Regions from separate parts of the Homo sapiens genome. Here region 2 is linked to region 1. A link is an interaction called in ENCODE POLR2A ChIA-PET data of the cell type or tissue named here. Cell type or tissue: endothelial cell of umbilical vein. All regions are shown on one strand. Links, peaks and the distances in the headings refer to the core of each region. The heading gives the core; the rest is flanking DNA. Region 1 holds the start of LOC124904894 (a long non-coding RNA gene). Region 2 overlaps NDRG3 (NDRG family member 3).

Region 1 (11,732 bases), core at 1-5,000:
CCCTCAAACGGCTTGCTTTACTTGCTTGGTGGGTGGGGGCCTGCCCTCGGGTTTCATTTCACCCGGGAGGAGGTCGCAGCGCCCCCAAGTGGTCGCAGTGTCCTTAGTCGGGGTCGGGGGGTGCGGCAGGTCGGGCTGGTCCTTAGGGGTAGGACGGGGACAGGGCATCAGATGCCCTTTGAGGCGCTATATTCCCAGGCGCTGTTCCCTCTGCCTGGGAAGGCTTTCCCTGCTTTTCCTAGCTACATCCTCCAATTTTTTTGTATTTTGAGACGGAGTCTCGCTCTGTCGCCCAGGCTAGAGTGCAGTGGCGCGATCTCGGCTCCCGGCAACCTCCGCCTCCCGGGTTCGGGTTCAAGCGATTCTCCTGCCTCAGCCTCCCGAGTAGCTGGGATTACAGGCGCCCACCACCACGCCTGGCTAATTTTTGTATTTTTAGTAGAGACGGCCACTAAAAATGTTGGCCAGGCTGGTCGCGAACTCCTGACCTCAAGTGATCCACCCACTTCGGCCTCCCAAAGAGCTGGGATTACAGGCATGAGCCACTGCGCCCGGCCACATCCTCGAATTTTAAGCCTCAGCTAAGGAATGATTGATTTCTCTCCAAGCATTCTCTCTGGCCTTAGGCTGAAAACCAACTGTCCTTTCTGTGCTCCCAGGAGCCCAATCTGTTCCTGCTCCACTATCCCATGCTGGTCTAGGAGGCTCCAGAGAGCGGGCTGCTTCCTCAGCACCCAGCACGACGCCACCAAAATGTCCCCTTGGATGTGCACAGTCCTTTCTTTCACAGAAAAACTTCCAAATATTGAATTATAAGCAGCCCACAGTCCAAAAGAGGGGTTGGAGAGAGGCAGCTGGAGCTGACCGTGGTCATCCTTCCATAGCAGTTGTGGTCCTTGGAAAAGTTTTCTGGTGGGAGACAAAAATCTGCCTTCCTGAAATTTCCACCCTGTGGTTCCAGCCTGCTGGCTGCAGCAGCCATTCTGAAAGCAGAGATTTGCCCTTGGCTCCCTGAATATCACTTTCTGGGGTTGAGAGGTACCCAGTTCCTTTTATGCTTGCCTGCCTCTTAAACTCCTCTCTGTCAACGTGCCAGGAAGAGAACTCAGTGTTCCTTCCCAGCTAGGGCTGGCCATCCTGGGGCACAATGAGAAAATGATTTCATGGAATACAGACCCAATACATCTTCTACATCGTTTCCCTGCTTTGAATTGTTGCATGGCTCCCTCCTGTCCACAGGAGGCACACATTTTTTTCCCCTATAAGGCACTGTGTCATTAGGCTGGGTGTGGTGGCTCACGCCTCTAATCCCAGCAGTTTGGGAGGCTGAGGCCTGCGGATCAGTTGAGGTCAGGAGTTTGAGACCAGCCTGGCCAACATAGCAAAACCCTGTCTCTACTAAAAATACAAAAATTAGCCAGGTGTGGTGGTATGCACCTATAATCCCTGTTACTTGAGAGGCTGAAGCAGGAGAATCACTTGAACCTGGGAGGCCAGGAGAATCACTTGAACCTGGGAGGCCAGGGCTGCGGTGAGCTAAGAACATGCCACTGTACTCCAGTCTGGGCAACAGAGCAAGATTTCATCTCAAAAAAAAAAAAAAAAAAGAAAAAAGAAAAGAAAAGGAAAAAGAAAAAAGGCACTGTGTGATCTGACCCAGCCTCTTCTTTCAGTTCCCCAGTTCTGCTCTGCTCTCTTTCTACGAGGCTTTCACACATGGTATTCCCTCTCCCTGGAACCACTTCCCCTCAGTCCCGTGCCTACAACACACCACCATGGCCTTCATCTGGTCAACATCTCAATCTTAGGTGTCATTCAGATGTCCTTTCCTCTGTGAAGCCTTTCTTGTTTCCTCTGGGCTGGCTGAGCACCCTGGGCTCCCCCTGCCATTAACATTTGATTTCATATCTTCCAGGCCCATCCATTGTATCCTCAATACCTAGCACATGCCTGGCTGTTATTAGCCCCTCATAGAAGAGATCTATGAAGTATCATGTAGCCAGCTTCTAAGATGGCCCCCAATGACCCCTGGTTCCTGGTGTTCATGCCCTCGTGTTGTCCCCTCCCATGCTGAAGAATGCTAGTCTATATAACCAATTAGATATTGCAGACATTATAGACATTATAGTCTGTGGCTTTTTTTTTTTTTTTTGAGACGGAGTTTTGCTCTTGTTGCCCAGGCTGGAGTGCAATGGCGCGATCTTGGTTCACAGCAACCTCTGCCTCCTGAGTTCAAGCGATTCTCCTGCCTCAGCCTCCCGAGTAGCTGGGATTACATGCATGCACCACCACACCCAGCTAACTGTGTATTTTTAGTAGAGATGGGGTTTCTCTATGTTGGTCAGGCTGATCTCCAACTCCCGACCTCAGGTGATCTGCCCGCCTCGGCCTCCCAAAGTGCTGGGATTACAGGCATGAGCCACCGCGCCTGGCCTAGTCTGTGAGTTTCAAGGCTTAGCTATAAAAGACATTGTGACTTCCTCCCTGCTCTCTCATAGATCACATGCTGTGGAGGAAGCCAGACGCCATGTTGTGAAGGCACGCAAACAGCCTACAGAGGTCCACATGGTGAGGAACTGAGGCCTCCTGCAAACAGCTAGCAATGACTTGCCAGGCATAAGTAGCTACTTTGCAAATGGGTCTTCCAGCTCATCAGGCATTCAAATGACTGTAGCCTGACTGACAACTGACTGCAACCTCCTGAGACCTTGAATCAGAACTGCCCAGCTCCCAAATTCCTGACCCATAGCATCTGTGGGGTATAATAAATGTTTCGGAATAATTAATTACGCTTCAATAGACAATTGACACACACCTAAAAGTGTCTTTTTTTTTTTCATAAAATTGTTAAAGTCTTTTGTAGAAAAGTTCAATTCTATTTTTCTTCTTTTTGAAGACTGCATTTGTTTCTCAGTGGTCATATCACACTGTGTGGGAGACGCTGAAGTATCAGCAGGCAGCAGCCAGAACACCTGGTGGCCCCTCCCAAGTGACTCCAAACCAGCCAGCTGGCTGTGGCCTCCCTGGGCTCCCCACTTCCCAGGCAGCTGGGAGTGGGGAAAAGTTAGGTTTCAGATCCGCTGGGGCCCCCACCCACCTCATTAGAAAAATCAGAGAGGAGGCCAAGTCCACAGCAGCTGTTCATATGACATACTTTATTTCCAATCTACAACCATTAAAAACGCTTTATAAGTTTACACTGTACAGTTATTCTCATGTCTGAAATAAGACACAGGGGCAGGGAGAGCTGGTGGATTGGACTGCAGTTGTCCTAGCACCCGATCCATCCTAGGAAGGAGCCTTTTGAAGACAGAAGTGGAAAGGAGAGAATAGTGGACAAGAGAGGTGGACAGTTGGCCCAAGGATGCCCTTGGTCCCTTCCCTCCCATGGGCCTTGCCCTGGGGGTCCCCCAGGGCCCATGACTGCAGGACCCTCACCAGGAAACCAGGCTGAGTGGGAAGGGGGTTCACAGTATTGGCGGGGGCTGGGGAGGGGCCAGGATGAGGAGGAAGGGCAGCTTCTGGCTCTCTTCCCAGCTGCTGGGGGTTGGAGCTGTTTTTTGGCACTGTCTACAAGGTATCCCTGGGGTTGGGAGGAGGAGGAACTGGGGATTTAGGATGCTTTCTTTGTGGAGTTAAGATTTCTTTCAGTTTGAAGAGGCGCTATCTGGCCTATGGTGAGGTTCCCAAGGGAGAAACAGTCAGGGTCTTCTGCCTCCTGCCTCCCCAGGACTCCCACCCCCTCCCTGGCTGGCACCATCCACACAGCCTTTTGTAAAACCAAGACAAGTGAGAGAGGTGAGCAGGAGCAGGGAAACAAACAATGTGTGCTTTCTCCAGGCCCTTCAACTTCTCTTCCTCTTCCAAGAGGAGCGACTATAGGGTTGGTTTTTGTTGGTGGTGGTTCCCAATCTCAGGAGTCCAGATAAGGCTGGTGTTTTCCACCTGTTCTTGGCCTAGCCAGTCCCAGTCCCTCCCCAGGCTCTACTAATGGCTAGCCCAGATCAGCAGTTGGCATATTCTTATGCGTCAGAATCATTTGGAGGGCTCCTTAAAACCCCAGCTTGTAGGGCCCCACTCCACAAGCTCTAATTCAGTGGGTCTTGGGTGGGGCTGCTAATCTGCACTTCTATCAAGTTCCCAGGTGATATTCCTGCTGCTGGAATGCAATACAAGAACCACTGGCTGAGAATGGTGCCCGCAGTCACCTCATTCTGAGCAGCCTGGTGTCTCCTGGGCAGCACTAAGGAGCTGGGCCACAGCTGGCAAAGCCCAGCCTTGGGGCACCACATCACCTGGGAAGCTGCTGGAAATGGTCTTGGGGTGAGTCCCCCGTGCAGAGAAGTAAACTAAGGCACAGAGATCAGTGGCAGAGCTGAGAGAGGAGCCAGGATACCAGGGCCCAGTAGAGAAAGGATGGGGCTGCAGGACCCTACAGCATGAGGGGTGCTCTAGGGACCACAGGGCCATCCTGGTGCTCATCACAGGATCACAAGACTGGGAAGGTAGGAGAAGTGAAGACATCTGCCCAGACCTGGGCCAGGTTTCCAGATTGCCAGCTGAGGTCCCTCTTCTTGGGAATGGTTTGAGTGGCTTCCAAATAAAGAGTGACAAGGCAGCCAGCCCTGACTGCCTCAGCCCTTCAAAGATGTTTAGAGAAAACCAAAGGTCCCTTCCTCAGGGCATGGTGTCCAGAAAGCTGGTGAAGGGCAGGAAGGGAGGGGAGCAGGGCCGTTGGGATAGACAAGCAGCAGAGGAGGCTCCAAGGAGGGTGAGGAAGGAGTGGCAGGGCTGGCATTGGAGAGAAGCCCTGAGCAGGAGACTTGGGCCCAGCATCATGTCCTCAGTCCCCTCAGGACTTGGGTCTGTATATTTTGCAAACTGCAAATGCTGTTGGGTTGGGAGGGGTAAGGCATAGAGTTGGGGTGAACTGTAGATTCTGCCAGGACAAGCAGCTCTGAGAGTGGTGAGGTCCAGAGGAGAATGGAGAGGATGGTTGGATACTGAATGGACAAAGAGATGGATCAATGACCAGAGACAGGGAGAGAAGAACCTGTCAGGCAGCACCTGCTTTACAGTCAAGGCCATCTGGGCCTGGGCAGGGCAGGGGAGGAAAAAGGAGGGATCCAAGCCCCCCCCACCCACCACCACACACACGCCCATTGCAAAGTGCTGGGGCTGCTGCTGGCAGGCTGCTTACAGAGAAGACAGTGTGGCTTAAGGGTGGCACCGGGGGGTTGCTGGGGCAGGGTGAGCCCAGTGAGAAGGGCTGGCAGGGCTGGTGCCTCCTGATGCATTGGAGGAAGAGGCTTTTTTTTGTGTGTGTGAGAAAACACAAAATAAATAAACACAGAACCAGGACACCACCACATTTGAGAGCAAATATCAGAGTTGGGAAACCACAGACGCGGACAGGAAGGCTTCCCTGGTAGGAAGCAGGGGGACAAGAAGCCAGTTACTGAGGTTACGGGAAAATCCGCACGAGGCAGCAGTGCTGGGAAGAACATCCTGGGAGGACTGAGGGCTGAATACTATAGTGAGCTCCGGACCCAGAAGAGGAAAACCTGGCATGGACCAGGGCCACTCCATTTGCTGGCAGGAACCAGCCAAGGAGAAGAGGAGGCAGGAGGACAAGAGGCTTTGGAGGGAGATGATAAAGAAAGAATGGGTGAGTGGTGGGAAGCAGACTGAGCCCAGAGAAAGGAAGGGGCTAAACCAAGATTACAGAAAGTCAAAGCAGTGTCTCATTCACTACTGGGGATGCAAGACCTGTTAGGAGTCAGGAAACCTGGGTTCTGGTCTTGGCTCTGCCTCTGGTTTGCGATGTGACCTTGGGTGAGCCACTGCCTTCTCTGGGCCTGATTCCTCATCTCAAAAAATGAGGGGGCTGGACACAAAAGGACAAATACTATATGATTCTACTTAAAAGAGATACCTAGAATAGGCCAATCCACAGAGAAAAAAAAAAAGTAGAATAGAGGTTACCAGGGACTGGGGACAGGGGGAGTGGGGAGTTACTGTTTAGTGGGTACAGAGTTTCAGTTTAGGATGATGAAAAAGTTCTGGAGGTGGCAGTTACACATTGCAAATGTACTTCGAGACACTTAGAAATCTTTAAAATGGTAAATTTAATGTTATGCACATTTTGCCATCATTCTTTTAAAAAGGAAGGGGTTTAGACCAAATTATGTTATGGCCTCCTTGCTATTCATGAAGACTAGTGAAGGGGGTGAGGAGAGTATTGTCCCCCACCCCAGGGCCAGGGCACTGAAAGGCTGGGCTGGGGACACTGAGTGTGATCAGATCACTTTCCATTTGTGTAGAACCTTACACTTTTCCAAGGAGACTCGCAGGCACAGTGTTGCAGTTGGTCCTCACCACAGTTACATGGGGTGGGACATTATCCTCACTTTACAGATGGGGAAACTGAGGTATAGACTAGAAACATGATCTCGCCAAGGTCAATCACGTTGGTGGATTATTTATTTTTTTAAATAGTCACCTGGAAAACATCCTTGCATCTTAGGTTCACCCGTTGACTCACCAACTGGCTCAGTGGCCCTTGATGAAAGGATACATGCTATAAATTAGTAGAAGAGTTCGTCTCCTGGGGCCAACATGCTTGCTTCCCATAATTGGATGATAAAAATTATAAATCCTGATGTGTTTCTCTTTTTACCAATGGCTGTCAGGAAACTCAAGAGTAAAACTTAATTGCATGATTATGGGAATTACACCAGTTAGATTTACAGAATAATTTCTCTTGCTTTTTTACTTCTTATTTTTATTTTACTGAACCCCTATGATTAAGATTGTAAATAGCCTCTGATGCTTTTTGAAAATCCTGAGTAATTAAATCAGTTTGGTTGAGGACTCGATCCCTTAAGTCCCTGCTCAGTGCTCTTTTTAAGATACAGCATCATGTTTATTGGTTAAAAGAAAGATGAGGCTGGATGCCGTGGCTCACGCCTATAATCCCAGTACTTTGGGAGGCCGAGGTGGGTGGATCACCTGAGGTCAGGAGTTCAAGACCAGCCTGGCCAACATGGTGAAACCCCGTCTCTACTAAAAATAAAAAAATTAGTCGGGTGTGGTGGCACACACCTGTAATCCCAGTTACTCGGGAGGTTGAGGCAGGAGAACTGCTTGAACCTGGGAGGTGGAGGCTGCGGTGAGCTGAAATGGCGCCACTGTACTCCAGCCTGAATGACAGAGCAAGACTCTGTCTCCAAAAAAAAAAGAAAAAGGAAGATGACCTGGCACGGTGGCTGATGCCTGCCTGTAACCCCAGCACTTTGGGAGGCTGAGGAGGGCAGATCACTTGAGCCCAGGAGTTTGAAACCAGCCTGGGCAACATAGGGAGACCCCCTGTCTCTAAAAATAATAATAATAAATAATAAATAAATAAATAAATAAAATAAAAAATAAATCTAAAAAAACTTAAAAAAAGAAAGATAGCCTAATAATCAGGGCCACGAACACCAATGGTGTGGCCAATAGTGCCTAAGATCCCCCGGGGAGGGCTGGTTTTATTTTTTATTTTTTTTGAGACAAGTCTCATTCCGTTGCCCAGGCTAGAGCGCAATGGCACAATCTCGGCTCACTGCAACCGCTGCTCCCCACCAGGTTCAAGTGATTCTCCTGCCTCAGCCTCCCAAGTAGCTGGGATTACAGGCATGTGCCACCACACCTGGCTAATTTTTGCATTTTTAGTAGAGACAGGGTTTCACCATATTGGCCAGGCTCGAACTCCTGAGCTCAAGTGATCCACCCGCCTCAGCCTCCCAAAGTGCTGGGATTACAGGTGTGACCACTGCACCCACCCCTCAACCCCAGGAGAGTTTGTTAAACATGCAAATTCAAGGTGGGGCCCAGGAATCTACATTCTGAACATGCCCTCAGAGAATTCTGCTGAATGGGGACCTCAGATCACCCTCTGGAATACACAAGGCTCAGTGATCTAGAATGGACTTGTTTTATGCCTGGGTTGGCCAGCAGCATATTCTGGGTATTCTGGACCCACCAAAAGCCCCCAGCAGGGCAGCGGATTTGCACAGCAAACAGGACAGAGTTGGACCCAAGTTCTCATCTAAACTCAGTGACTTCTCATGCTCTGGGATGAGACCTGTACCTCAGTTTCCTCACAGCAAAATGGGCGCACTAACCCATGTCCTGCCAAGGCTGCCTCCCAGAGTTGTCCCTGAGAGGTCTGAAGGAGATGTGGGGTGGGAAACGATTTCTTTTTTGAGATTGGGTCTCACTCTGTCATCCAGGCTGGAGTGCAGTGGCGCAATCTCTGCTCCTGCAACCTCCGCCTCCTGGGCTCAAGCGATTCTCCCACCTCAGCCTCCCGAGTAGCTGGGATTACAGGCACGCACCACCATGCTCAGCTAATTTTTTGTACTTTTAGTACAGACAGGGATTCACCACGTTGGCCAGGCTGGCGTTGAACTCCTGACCTCAACTGATCCGCTCGCCTCAGCCTCCCAAAGAGCTGGGATTTCAGGCGTGAGCCACCATGCCCGGCCAGGGGAAACGTTTTCTATATAGTAAAGTGCTTTAGGCGGGATGTGCAGGGGATGATGATAACCATTGTTATTACTATTATTATGGAAGAAGTAGTGGGAGCTTGGGGGGTCTGGTGAGGCTAGAAGCAGGGGACATTCTAGATAGGAGGGGAGAGGGAGAAAGAGCCTGGACGCTGGGTGGGCCAGAGGAGAAGAGGCTGGGTGATGAAACCATAAAAGTGCATGCGGGTGGACATGATGGAACCATGTCAGCAAGGGTGTAAGAGGGTCAAGTCTTTGGGCCCTTGGCCTTGTCACATCGGAAGCCAACCGGTAGAAGAGTGCACCTGGGGACACCTAGAGGTGGGACCCATCTTGAGTTCATAGAAAGCAAGACCTCTTAGAGGTCAGCCTTTGGTGGGAAATAAACTGGGGGAAAGGGCTGGCACAGGGTCAGAGGATTGGATTCTGATGTCTCGTGTGTGCAGGCCTAAGAGCCACTGATGCACCAAAATGACTTGATTTGCATTCCAATGAAGTCATCATTCCAAAAGGGGCTGATTTGGCTCTGGAAAGAGGTGAGACATAAGAAACATGAGGTTTCCCAGTTTAGGGCCATCATGCCAACTGGTCCCCCATTTCCGCCAACCAACTGATGCCAACCCCATGGACCCAAGCCAAGTGGTCTATGGGGGATTGAGCCCCGAGGGTTCCTTGGGACTTTGGTTGAAGAGAGAGTGGAGATGGGGAAAACAGAAAGAAGGATAAAGGAGGAGAAGAAGGGAATAGCAGTAAAAGGCAGAGAGGCAGGAGGAAGGGGGAGAACGGGTTCGAGAAGGGCAGCATTCCTTCTTGGGACCCCAATTCTCCAGGGAATCCCCACTGTGGGTCAGGCAGTTTTCTGCTTTGGGAATGTTACCAAGACTTAAAAGGCATTTGAAGAAACCAACAAACTTAGAAATCACATTCCAAAAGAGTAGAGAATTTTTACAAACCAATCCCCCCACCCCAAAAAAGAAAACAACCAGTTACCAAGTAAAATGCTAAAAACCGAACCAAACCAATATTTACATGTAACATTTTCAACCCCATCCAGCCCCACGTCCAGAGGCTTCTGCAGGAACAGTGATGAGTGGCCTTGCACAGTGGCATGCAGGAAGTAGAAACTGGGGCTTTACTGAAAACCAAGGTCTGGCTGAGACAACAAAGATGGCAAGGACAATCCTGGACGGTACGATGGTAAGGCTGAGTGGTCCGTAGGTCTTGGGGCTCAGGTCCCACGGGGATTTCTCCCCGAGGCTGAGTACGCAGCCTCCCTGGCTGTCGCTCTGGGAGGTGGCAGAAGGCCTCTGGTGGCTTGTGGCCTGATGTGAATCCCCTCACCTGGAGATAACCTTGGAGGGCCCCCCTGACCTCATGGGTGAGAGCAGCAGCATCCAAGAGCGGAACTGGCCCACAGCTCCACTGGCTGCCTGCTCTGCCCACACCAGTCACTGGGGCATGGAGGAGGCGGCTGGCGGGACTGGCATGACCCTGGTGTTCAGCCTGCAGGGAAGGGAGATGCAGGACTTGGGGTAACTGGTCCAGGTGATCCCGAATGGGTGGGTCTGGGAACTGGCAGGTGGGAGGTGGGAGTGCAGGGGCGCCTCCAGAGTCCTGGGGGCAGATCAGCAAAGCTACTGGCTTTTGGTCTTCCTGATGGGCAATTCTGCAGACAAGCTGATCCATCCTGGTGTTTCCACTCTGGGTCCCCAGTCAGTTACAGGAAGGCTGATGTCTATGTGTGTGTGGGGAGCATGTGTGCAACCAAAAGGGGTTCACCGGCACCAAGGCGAGGCCATGGGAGGCGCTGCCCCACATGCTGCAATGAGCCACATCGAAATCCAACCAATGGCTCAGGCAGCTCACAGGGGACGTGAGGAAGGGCGGGCAGCAGAGCTGGGGCAGGGAGAAGAGCCGTGAAAGGCCATAAGGCTAAGGAGAGAGGCTGGTGAAAAGGCTGGCAGGCTGGTGAGAACCGAGGCAGGCTGGGAGACACTCAGGTTTATGTGCAAAGCTGCGATAAACAACATTCTCAAAGTTCAGTCCTGTTTTCCTGTGAGTTCTCATTTGGGAAACTTGGAGGGATCTCCACACTCTTAATAGAGCTTTAGTAATCCACGTTCGACTCATGAAGAAAGGTGTCAGAGGGAGGGAGGGAAATGAGACAGGCAATGGAGAACGTCTGGGGAGTGGTGATGGCCGTCCAGCCCTCCACCTTGTCAGTGAGTATTTATAGACTGACCGCTGGGGCTGGCCAAGTACCAGGCATTGAGTAATAAGTAGTGTTCTGAGGCCACATGGCCAGCCGTGTTGGGGTGCAGGGCTCCAGCTCTGTTGAGGGGCCCTCCAAAGCTGACCAGGAGGCCAGGTCTCCAAACCTGGCTGCCAAGCGGCCTCGTCCACCCAGGGGACCCCATGCCTGCCCGTGCTGTTAGAGGCCTCATGTTGTCCCAGTGGCAAGAATGCATGTTTCAACCTCCAATAAATTACCTTAGGGACTTTGGGGTAAATTAAATTATTAAAATAAAGTAAACCACCTTAAATATTTATAGTAGGAAAAATTCAAATAAACAATCTAGGCAAGATACGTGTTTCCAGGCCCCAGTCTACTGCTGTGTCCTGGGCTCTGGCCTCTTGGTGTTCTCCTGGGCCTGACCTGGCCAACCAAGAATCTCTTACTGGGAATATCTTTGCCCCCCGACCAGCTGCAGGATGTAAACACAGTGGAGATGTAGTGCCTGCTGCCTCTCAGGGTGCCAGGGAAAGAGGCCTCTGAGATCACTTGAGATCAAGGCAGTGTATTTAGGCATTTATCTATGCACCAGGTCTTGAGACTGACTCTACCTATTTCTGTCCTCAAGGGGTCTGCTGGGAACGTTGGGGCCCCAAGTCACTTTGGCAAGGAAGGCAATTGCAATCACTCCCCAACCCTGAGCCCTGCATGTTTCCACTTCGCCTCCCAGCTCTTGCTGCATCCAGGCTATGGGCAGGGAGATCCAGGGCTCCAGGACACTAAGCAATGGCCCTGGCTACTGCCCTATCATACTCCCTAGTGTCCCAGCAATCTAGAGCAGTGGGGCTGGGAGGAGGAGGTGGTGGAGAGAAGGAGGTGATGGTGATGATGCCCAACAGGGCTCCACCAGGAACCAAACATGGAGCCCTAGAGCAAAGCCTGTTCTTCTC
Region 2 (11,732 bases), core at 2,806-7,805, 62 kb before region 1:
AAAATAAAATCTCAGTTTCTCAGTTACATTAGCCATATCTCAAGTGCTCATACTCTTGGGCAGTACAGACACAGAACATTTCCATGACTGCAGCAAGTTCTACTGGACAGCACTGATCTGGAAGCCAAAAGCTTCTGAAGGAATAACGTTATGAAAGAGCAGCCCCTGACTTTCTAAAGGTGGCAGTAAAGTCACAACAGATTACCAATCATAGAGAGACTGCAGATGCCACTGAGAATGGGCAAGAGAATGGTAGAGACAGTAAAATATTATTCCTAACACGAAACCGAATTCACAAAAAGTCTGATACAGTCACAGTATGGAAAGACAACTAAGATACTGTGCAGATGGGACTGGGCAGCACATTTCCAAGGAATGTTGCTATTGATTAAAAGGAGCATAATGTTCCATGGCTCCTACTAGCCCTAAGAAATGTCTGAGGACTTCTTCAGAGAAATCATTGTGTTTAATTTACAGATAGACTATGAGAAGCAAAAGAAAGGGTCCTCTCATGGATTAGGATAGATGGTTTTTGTAGGATATAAATGGCCAGCCAGTGAGTTTCTGGTTCCTGATTCAACTTGTACCTTCCTCCAAATATAGCACAGGGCCTGGTGTAAATCAGGTGCTTGATACAGATTTATAAAACAAATAAGCCAATATAAAAAAATTAAATGTTGAGGAAATTCTGTTAAAATTTTGGGTTAAAAAAAAAAACTTCTACTGCATTCCAGCTTAAGATATGTATGGTTAGTAAGAGGGAAAAGAAAGTAGGATACAAAATAGTCTTTACAGTTTGACCTTGGCTACATTAAAATATGCATTAAAAAAGACTAAAAGGCCGGGCACAGTGGCTCATGCCTATAATCCTATCACTTTGGGAGGCTGAGGCAGGCAGATCACTTGAGCTCAGGAGTTCAAGACCAGCCTAGGCAACATGGCGAAATCCCATCTCTATAAAAAATGCAAAAAAAAATTAGCTGAGCGTGGTAGTGCATGCTTATAGTCCCAGCTACTTGAGGGGCTGAGGTGGGAGGATCACTTGAGCCCAGGAGGTCAAGGCTGCAGTGAGCCGAGATCGCACCACTGCACTCCAGCCTGGGTGCAAAGTGAGATCCTGTCTCATAAATAAATAAACAAATAAAAGACAAAAACATTAACAATAGCAGCTGCTTCTGCAGAGAGAGGTTATGGGTGATTATAATTTTCTTCATATTATGTACAATGAGCATGTATTTCCCTTTCTGAAATTAGAAAACTAGAAAAAAAGGGTCTAGAAAACCCTAAAAAAATACCCAATTTAGTATTTTGTAATATAAGATTTAAAGGGCCAGGTGCGTTGGCTCATGCCTGTAATCCCAGCACTTTGGGAAGCCGAGGCGGATAGATCATGAGGTCAGGAGTTCAAGATAGGATTGGCCAATATGGTGAAACACTGTCTCTACTAAAAATACAAAAATTAGCTGGGCATGGTGGCACGTGCCTGTAATCCCAGCTACTCGGGAGGCTGAGGCAGGAGAACTGCTTGAACCGGGACCCGGGTGGCGGAGGTTGCAGTGAGCTGAGATCGTGCCACTGCACTCCAGCCTGGGCTACAGAGTGAGACTCCGTCTCAAAAAAAAAAAAAAAAAGTCAGTCAGGCATGGTGGAGCGTGCCTGTAGTCCCATCTACTTGGGAGGCTCAGGCAGGAGAATCACTTGAACCTGGGAGGTAGAGGTTGCAGTGGGCTGAGACGGCGCCACTGCACTCCAGCCTGGGCAACAGAGCAAGACTCCATCTCAAAAAAATAAATAAATAAGGGCCAGGCGTGGTGGCTCACCCGTATAATCCCAGCACTTTGGGAGTCCGGGGCGGGTGGATCACGAGGTCAAGAGATCAAGACCATCCTGTGTAACACGGTGAAACCCCATCTCTACTAAAAAAAAAAAAAAAAATAGCCGGGCGTGGTGGCAGGCGCCTGTAGTCCCAGCTACTCACGAGGCTGAGGCAGAATGGTGTGAACCCGGGAGGCGGAGCTTGCAGTGAGCAGAGATCACGCCACTGCACTCCAGCCTGGGCGACAGTGCGAGACTCCGTCTCAAAAAAAAAATAATAATAATAAATAAATAAATAAATAAATACAAAAATGTAAAGATTGACCTAACCTTTTAAGGAATGATTTATAATGATGCCTAAACAGACCATATTAGGGCTTCAATCTAACAGAATTCCCAAAGGTTCCTTTAGGGATTATTTTAAGATTAGAAAAAATCACTCTAGATTGAATTAAAATCTCATAGAATATAGAGCCACAAATTCTGACGAGCTCTTTGGGAAGCAGCTGTCATTGTATCCATGAATTCTCCCTTCTTACAATGATGTGACCATGACCATGAGGCATTCTGTAAAGCCCTCGGTCCCTGACATGAGCACAAAGGGGCATGCCAAAAGCAGAAAGCCAATGCCCTCAAGAACCTCAAGCTATGTCTTATTTGTTGAGTACCGAGCAAAAAACAACTCTGTGTTCTCAATCCCATGTTCCTAGCTATACTCCCAGATAAAAGGTACCAATAACTGAGTGAAGACTATTTAGCACTTGTTTTCCTGGCTGTTTTTTTGAGACGGAGTCTCGCTTTGTCGCCCAGGCTGCAGTTGCAGTGGCACGATCTTGGCTCACTGCAAGCTCCGCCTCCTGGGTTCACGCCATTCTCCTGCCTCAGCCTCCCAAGCAGCTGGGACTATAGGCACCCGCCACTGCGCCCGGCTAATTTTTTGTATTTTTAGTAGAGACGGGGTTTCACCATGTTAGCCAGGATGGTCTCGATCTCCTGACCTCGTGATCTGCCCACCTCGGTCTCCAAAGTGCTGGGATTACAGGGGATTACAGGTGTGAGCCACCGCACCTGGTTGTTTTTTTGTTTTTTTTGTTGTTGTTTTTTTTTGAGAGCGATCCCAGACCCTCTTGAAGAATGGCTTCTAGCTTCATGAGTAATCACCCTGGAAAATGGGAATGACTGGGTCTATTTGACAGTAACTGGCTCCAGAGTTTCTGAATGGGGATCATTAGCTGGTCCTTCACTCAACTGTGATTAACTGAGGCCATATTATTTATTCTCTGTACTCATTAAAAGTTCAGTACTGCTCATTGGGGGCATTCTAAAAGGCTGAGTACCTTCTGGGGCCCTTCCCTAGAGACTTGTTTCTTTTTCTTTTTCTTTTTTTTTTTTTTTTTCCTGAGATAGGGTCTCGCTCTGTCAGCCAGCCTGGAATGCAGTCGCATGATCACAACTCACTGCAGCATTGACCTCCCAGGCTCAAACGATCCTCCTGCTTCAGCCACTTGAGTAGCTGGGACTACTGGCATGTGCCACCATGCCCGGCTATATATATATATATATATATATATATATTTTTTTTTTTTTTTTTTTTTTTTTTGAGACGGAGTCTTGATCTGCTGCCCAGGCTGGAGTGCAGCGGCATAATCTCCATTCACTGCAACCTCCGCCTGCCAAGTTCCATCGATTCTCCTGCCACAGCCTCCAGAGTAGCTGGGATTACAGGCACACGCCACCATAACTGGCTCATTTTTGTAGTTTTAATAGGGACAGGGTTTCACCATGTTGCCCAGGGTGGTCTCCAACTTCTGGGCTCAAGCAATCTGCCCACCTTGGCCTCCCAAAGTGTTGAGATTACAGGCGTGAGCCACTGCACCTGCCCTGTTTCTTTTTCCTTCTGAGACAGAGTCTTGCTTTGTCACCCAGGCTGGAGTTGCAGTGGCATGATCATAGCTCAGTGCAGCCTTGACCTCTGGGCTCAAGCAATCCTCCTGCCTCAGTTTGTTTGTCTCTGATGTTCACAGTATATGGTTCCACTCTAACAAAACTTCTAGAAATTTCAGGCTATGGGTGCTTTCTTTTTTTCTGTCCATTTTGAAGATGCCATTAATTCCATATTCAGAGAAATTCTTACACTAAGCAGACTTAAGCAGCAGAAAGGGATTCAAGGAAAAAATTAAAACAACAGAATAATTTGAAGAGGAAAAAAATCAAGGAAAGCCATTAATTATTACTGAAAGTTGCAGTCAAAGTAGAAGCCAGCTAAGAGGAATGTTTTCTGATGGAGCTTAGTGGCCATATGTAAAAGGTAAATAAAGCAACCCAAGAAGGTAAATTAAAGCAAGCAAGCCTCACAGTTACAAGCTTAGAGAATAAGCAAAAAGAAACTAGGAACGGGTCAATGATTAAAGTGAATTATGAAAAAAAAGGGGGGTGTGAAAAGCAGAAATGTTTCAAAAACAAGTCATTGCTAGGGAGAAGAGAGATGTAGTTTCCTAACATGAGATCTGGTCAAAAGGCATCAATAGTTTCAAAAGACAGAAGCAACAGACATAATGTAAAGAAAGATGAGATAGTTGAAAGATGAGATAGATAAGACCTTAGACCAACTATCAATAGAAAGAGATTTTGGGTGAATTTACCTGTTCTGTGAATTTAAAGGAAAGGTCCATTTCTGATTCACCATTCTATTCCTGGTCCTGACACTTAATGAGTGCAATAAACATCATTTTGTAGAGGTTATGAACCTCTCAAAATAGAGATACTTGATTTGAGGAAGAAACGAATACCAAAGAGGAAAGGTTACACGTAATTGACATGCTAGGGACTAAAGTGGAGAAAATGAGTTGGTGCAATAGTAAAAGCTTTTAGAAATAAGCTGATAAAAAACTGTTAAAGAGAATAAAATATGACTTTGTATTAAAAAGCCATACACAAAAAAGATAATCCTTCCCTACAAAAAGTGGAAACAAAGATGGGGGATTGTACAAGCAAGAAGAGTTACATATGCTCAGAAAATACTCAGTTTTTCTTTAATAATAAAGATTCATATAATCAACTAGTATAATAAATCGGTGTATTAAAATCATCAGCAGGGCCGTGCGCGGTGGCTCATGCCTGTAATCCCAGCACTCTGAGAGGCTGAGGCAGGTGGATCATGAGATCAGGAGTTCGAGACCAGCCTGCCAAGAGACCAGCCTGGCCAAGATGGTGAAACCCCATCTCTACTAAAAATACAAAAATTAGCAGGGCGTGGTGGTGGGCACCTATAATCCCAGCTACTCGGGAGGCTGAGGCAGGAGAATTGCTTGAACTGGGGAGGCAGAGGTTGCAGTGAGCCGAGACCACATCATTGCACTCCAGCCTGGGCAACAGAGCAAGACTCCAACTCAAAAAAAAAAAAAAAAATCTTCAGCAAATCATTTTCTTCTTTTTTTTTTTTTTTTAGACAGAGTTTCGCTCTTGTTGCCCAGGCTGGAGTGCAATAGCGCGATCTCGACTCAGAGCAACCTCCGCCTCCTGGGTTCAAGCCATTCTCCTGCCTCAGCCTCCAGAGTAGCTGTGGCATGTGCCATCATGCCTGGCTAATTTTGTTTTTTTTTGTTTGTTTGTTTTTTTGAGACGGAGTCTTGCTCTGTCGCCCAGGCTGGAGTGCAGTGGTGCAATCTCGGCTTATTGTAAGCTCCACCTCCCAGGTTCACGCCATTCTCCTGCCTCAGCCTCCCAAGTAGCTGGGACTACAGGCACGTGCCACCACGCCCGGCTAATTTTTTATTTTTAGTAGAGACGGAGTTTCTCCATGTTGGTAAGGCTGGTCTCGAACTCCCGACCTCAGGTGATCCGCCTGCCTTGGCTTCCCAAAGTGCTGGGATTACAGGCATGAGCCACCGCGCCAGGCCCAGCAAATTGTTTTCAAGTAGAAATCTGTTCAAACTGATAATCCAGGGATAAGAATGAAAATCCTATATCTGTGTGTGTGTGTGTGTGTGTGTGTATATATATATATATATATATATATATATATATATATATATATATATATTATATTTAAGTATCTATAGCAATCATTACCTTCAAAATATACTAAGAAACAGACTTCATAAAGAAATTTATAAAGAGGTTGGATACTTGGATAAAACTATCTACAATCAGATAATCCTCTGCAGATTGCTGAAAAAGTACAATTTCCACTCTAAAAATCCCATGGGCACTCTGCTAAGGTGTGGCTAAGATGTGGATCTCTTGCCTCCTGTAACTGGTTGAGGGTCATCTGGTCTGTAACGGTGGCATCACTACCTGCTTCGGAACCCATTTCTTGCTGCAGTCCCGTCTAGAGCACTTCTGACAACAGATGTAACCATCATGTCTTAGTACATTAAGGGACACCCACTCTAGTCCACACTAGATGTAGCACTTCATGAATATTCTTTGATGAAAATGTCAATAAATCTATTTTTAATTACAGCTGTTTCTTCTTTTCTCTCTCTCCCCCTAGGTTTTTTTTTTTTTTAAACAACCTTGGAGCTGGGTGCGGTAGCTCATGCCTATAATACCAGCACTTTGGGAGGCCGAGGCAGGAGGATTGCTTGAGCTCAGGAGTTTGAGATCAGCGTGGGCAACAAAGTGAGACCTCTTCTCTACAAATAACTTAAAAATTGGCCAGGCATGGTGGGCACACCTGTGGTCCCAACTACTTGGGAGGCTAAGGTAGCCTCCCAAGTAGGTGGGAATTGCTTGAACCCAGGTGGTAGAGACTGCAGCAAGCCATGGCCATGCCACTGTACTCTAACCTGGATGACAGAGACCCTGTCTCAAATAAAAAAAAGATCCTGGGGCCAGGCACAGTGGCTCACGCCTGTAATCCCAGCACTTTGGGAGGCCGAGATGGGTGGATGGCTTGAGCCCCAGAGTTTCAACATGGCAAAGCTCCGTCTCTAAAAAAATACAAAACGTAGCCAGGCATGGTGGCAAGAGCTACTCAGGAGGCTGAGGCAGGAGAATCACTTGAGCCCAGGAGGCTGCAATAAGCCATGATTGTGCCACTGGACTCCAGCCTGGGCAACAGAGCAAGCCCTTGGCATAAACGCTTTGGCTGTCTCTGTTGTCCTGGAGGTTACAAAATGTTGTTCCCAGGGTTCTCCCTCCTCTAGTTCTAACACCCTCCTCCCTCCTCTGCTTACATGTTGTGATTAGTAGAAAAGGAAAACTTAAACTGCAGTAAGATTTACCTCACTTTCAGGTGGGTGCGGTGGCTCATGCCTGTAATCCCAGCACTTTGGGAGGCCGAGGCGGACGGATCACTTGAAGTCAGGAGTTCAAGACCAGCCTGGCCAACATGGCAAAACCCCATCTCTACTAAAAATACAAAAACTAGCTGAACATGGTGGCAGGTACCTATAATCCCAGCTACTTGGGAGGCTGAGGCAGAAGAATCACTTGAACCTGGGAGGCAGAGGTTGCAGTGAGCCGAGATCATGCCACTGCACTCCAGCCTGGGCAACAGAGCGAGACTCCATCTCAAAAAAAAAAAAAAAAAGATTTACCTCACTTTCTACTGTAACAACCAAAACAAAGTATATAACTTTTTTCTGTTCTCTCTACTAAACATTTATTCCCCTTTCTGCTATTTCCTCAATTCTTCAGAAGCCAAGTGTGGCCTTCTACTTGTTTTCTCAAGCCTCACCTTTGGCTTTCACAGGGTTCAGTAGTATCTGAACCTAGTAGGTAGAGGAAGGCAGGGAAAATGAGGCAAAACAGTCTACTCTCCTGTTTATTACAAGGTCTTTTGGGTGAGGAGCCTGGAACAACCAGGTACAAGAGGCAGTAGATGGTGGGAAGAACCCTAGACCCCCAGGTCCAGGTCAAAGTCAAAAGATGTAGGTTCTAGCCTGGCTTCACCAACTTAACAGACACTAGCTCTGAACAAATCAGATAACCTCTCAGTGTCATCTGTAAAATAGAGTTAAAATATCTTCAACTATTTACAAGAGACTGGAAGATTAAAATAAGATATTATTGGTGAAAGTGCTCTGAAAATAGTTAAATGCTATTTTAAAAATCATTTCATATGCCCATGCAATTTCTGTCCCGCAAAACAAAGTACTGGTGGTTGCTTCTTTTCATCACTAGAGCCAAAACAAGTATGACAAAATTATCCACTTCTTGACAATTCTGAGCCGTAGACAAAATTACAGGCATACTAAAATAAAATGGGAAAAGTACCAACAAATGACAAGAGACAACATAAGCCTTGCTCAAAGCTATATTGAGAATGCCTCCTTACAAGTCATCTCAGGACAAATTTCACGGTAAAAGGTTGGTTCTAGTCTTCCTTTAGCTTCCTGAAGCCTGGAGGATGCAGCAATGTCTTCAGTATATTTATGAGAATAATGGACAGAAGGATAAGGTGAAATACTACACATTTTTAGGCTTCTCCTTAAAGAGACAGGGTAAGCCACAAAGGTGATGCCAAAACATCTATAGGATTAACACAGTGGAAACAGCTCAGGTTTTAAGAGTAGGAAAGACTTTGGTTTCTGTCTGGCTTTGCCACTTCTTTACTGGGCAAACCAGCCTTTCATTCGGATTTTTAATCTGTGAAGTAGGAATAATACTATCTATCTCAAAGGGATATTCTGAGAGAGAGAATGTATGTAAAGCACTTGGCACATAAGAGATAATAAATCATAGCAGGACAGGCAAAAACAACAACAACAAAACCCTCAAGCCATCTACTTCTATGCAAATCTGAAGGCTTTTCCTCTATACCAGTGGTTCTTAACCAAGGAAATTTTGCCTCCCAGGGACATCTGGCAATGTCTGGAGACATTTTTGGTTGTCACCACTGGGGAGTGCTATTAGCATCTAGTGGGTAGAGGCCAAAGATGCTGCTAAACATTCTACAATGCACAGAGCAGTGTTCCACAACAAACAATTATCCAACCCAAAACATCGACAGTGAGAAATCCTGCCATACAGCAGGCATTCTTTGATACTCAATAGGAGTAAGCTACTTCACCTTTCCTAGCCTTCGTTTACTCACTGGCAATGTGGGAATACATTTATCTGTGCTCCTTCCTCATCAAGCTATTGGGAGGTTCAAATGAAGTAATGGATGAGAGGCATTATTATCATTATACCTTTTACTATATACACAAAACCATCCACTTGCTGCGCAAAGACAGAAGCATTCACATACTGGGGAGGGGGAGAGGGAGGCTAACGGGGTGGAAGTCTTTGTTTGGAGGTGCCATGATCTAAAGAGGGCCTCTTGCCTATCTACCTGCTTGGCGAGAGCCAAGAGAGTTCTCATGAATAGTGATGGCACAGGAGCACTTACGTCTCAGGGAGAGAAAGGAGTAAGGTGGAATGTGGGAAGTGGGTAGGAACAGCATAGGCCTATCAAAGAGGAGCAGATAGATGTTAGGAAGTGAGACACTGCTTTGTGTCTTAGTCTACTCGGGCTGTCATAACAAAATAACATAGACTTGATGGCTTAAAACAACAGAAATTTATTTTCTCACAGTTCTGAAGGCTGCAAAGTTCAAGATTAAGGTTCTAGAAGGGTTCAGTTTCTCATGATTAATCTCTTCCTGGTTTGTGGACAGCTGCCTTCTTGCTGTGTCCCCATATGGCAGGGGAAGGGAGAGAGAAAGAGAGCCTCTTTCTCTATTTATTTATTTTCTGAGACAGGGTCTCACTCTGTTGCCCAGGCTGGAGTGCAGTGGCACAATCACAGCTCACTGCAGCCTCAACCTCCCAGGCTCAAGTGATCCTCGCAGCTCAGCCTCCCAAGTAGCTGGGACTACAGGCATCTGCCACCACACCTGGATCATTTTTTTAATTTTTTGGTAGACAGGATCTCCCTTTGTTGCCCAGGCTGGTCTTGAACTTCTGGCTTCAGGTGATCCTCCAGCATCAGCCTCCCAAAGTGCTTGGATTATAGGTGTGAGCCAGGTTATAGGTGTGTGCCTGGCTCAGATTTTATTTCCTTCCTCCTCTCCTAGGCACAACATTTTTGGCACAGCCCTTCACATACACACATACACAAATGGTACTTAAAGGAGAGAGTTTTCTGGAAATATGAGGGGATGCAGCAGGAGAAACCAAATGGAGGTTAAAAAAGCGTGCAGTGGCCGGGCGTGGAAGTTCACGCCTGTAATCCCAGCACTTTTGGAGGCCGAGGCGGGTGGATCAAGAGGTCAAGAGATCGAGACCATCCTGGCCAACATGGTGAAACCCCATCTCTAGTCAAAATACAAAAATTAGCTGGGCATGGTGTTGCACACCTGTAGTCCCAGCTACTTGGGAGGCTGAAGCAGGAGAATCGCTTGAACCCGGGAGGCAGAGGTTGCAGTGAGCCAAGATCACGCCACTGCACTCGAGCCTGGTGACAGAGCAAGACTCCGTTTCAAAAAAAAAAAAAAAAAAAGCCTGCAGCTTGCCAAGGGAGAGAGAAGTCTGGTGAAAGATAAAAGAAGGGGTGGGAGTGGGAATGGAGAGGTCACAGGGATGAAAATAGGGGTGGCAGGATTCAAAAGCAAATTAGTAAGCACAAAATAAGTCAGCAGCTCCAGAGGCTGCAGGTGAAGGGCCTTGCCTTGGGCAGATAAAAAGTAATAAGCAACAGATCATCCCCTGGTGTCACCCGCACACCCCCCCTCCCCGCCCCTCCGCCCATCCATCTTTATCCTCACACTCCGTCAACACTCCCTCAGGAAAGGATGGCATGGCCTCACTCACACAAAGCTACAAGAGTATTTCAAGAGGGGACAATGACAATACACCAAAAGAATAGAGTGGAAAAGAAGGAATTTCAAGCAGCTGGGCATGGTGGCTCATGCCTGTAATCCCAGCACTTTAGGAGGCCAAGGCAGGTAGATCACAAGGTCAGGAGTTCGAGACCAGCCTGACCAACATGGTGAAACCCTGTCTCTACTAAAAATACAAAAATTAGCCAGGTGCACGCCTGTAATCCCAGCCACTCCGGAGGCTGAGGCAGAAGAATCACTTGAAACCGGGAGGCGGAGCTTGCAGTGAGCCGAGATTGTACCACTGCACTCCAGCCTGGGTGACAGAGTGAGACTCCGTCTCAAAAAAAAAAAAAGAAGGAATTTCAGGCACATTTACCGAACAATAAGGAACAAGAGAGAAAACAAAACTTCTTTTCTTTTTTTTGAGCCAGAGTTTTGCTCTGTCGCCCAGGCTGGAGTGCAGTGGCATGATCTCGGCTCACTGCATCCTCTGCCTTCCGGGTTCAAGTGATTCTCCTGCCTCAGCCTCCTGAGTAGCTGGGACTACAGGCCTGCACCACCACGCCCAGCTAATTTTTGTATTTTTAGTAGAGATGGAATTTCACCATGTTGGCGAGGCTGATCTCAAACTCCTGACCTCAAGTGATCCGTCAGCCTTGGCCTCCCAAAGTGCTGGGATTACAGGCATAAGCCACTGCACCTGGCCAAAACCTTTCTTTTGGTAAATCATATCACACCAGTGTCTAGTGGTCATCAACTGTGGTCTCATCTGCTCCTTGTGTAGTTCTCTGACACTAACATAAAAATGTGGTATATTACTGACATCCAGTCCTCCCTGATGTCATATTGACAGAAAGACCACATCATAGACTTGGCAAACTTCAGGGAGAACACTGCAGCCTACGCACATCACCAGCCATGGATGGTAAATTTTCCTTATTGAAACTGAAAGTCAAGACACTTGGATTCTGAGTCAAACTCCACCCTCATACTTCTTTTTTCTTTTCTTTTTTTTTTTTTTTGAGACAGAGTCTCACTGAGTCACCCAGACTGGGGTGCAGTGGCGCAGTCTTGGCTCACTGCAACCTCCACTCCACCTCCTGGGTTCTAGCAATTCTCCTGCCTCAGCCTCCCGAGTAGCTGGGATTACAGGTGTGTGCCACC

Evidence for each region. ChIA-PET counts read pairs that join two places held together with the same protein. Peaks named below come from ENCODE experiments on the same cell type or tissue, not always from the same donor. Only the 100,000 strongest peaks of a DNase experiment are listed, where the experiment ranks them.
Region 2: POLR2A ChIA-PET joins it to region 1 with 8 read pairs; 6 of 35 experiments call an interaction of 5 or more read pairs at or near these places.

The regions. Positions count from the first base shown.
Region 1 is chr20:36,774,307-36,786,038 of GRCh38, forward strand. It overlaps MTCL2 (microtubule crosslinking factor 2), which reads right to left. Exons shown (of 15, transcript NM_080627.4): 15 at 3,141-11,732. It overlaps LOC124904894 (a long non-coding RNA gene), which reads left to right and starts at 829. Exons shown (of 2, transcript XR_007067574.1): 1 at 829-912; 2 at 2,499-2,786. RefSeq lists enhancers at 1-308, 7,920-8,421. In endothelial cell of umbilical vein, for the core only: a CTCF peak has its summit at 83 (motif pointing left); a DNase peak (open chromatin) is centred at 35; H3K4me3 peaks cover 338 bases; H3K27ac peaks cover 173 bases.
Region 2 is chr20:36,709,199-36,720,930 of GRCh38, forward strand. All of the region lies in intron 2 of NDRG3 (NDRG family member 3), which reads right to left. Among named protein-coding and RNA genes, the nearest start is that of NDRG3, 31 kb to the right of the region's middle. In endothelial cell of umbilical vein, for the core only: no CTCF peak of the experiment used is centred there; no DNase peak of the experiment used is centred there.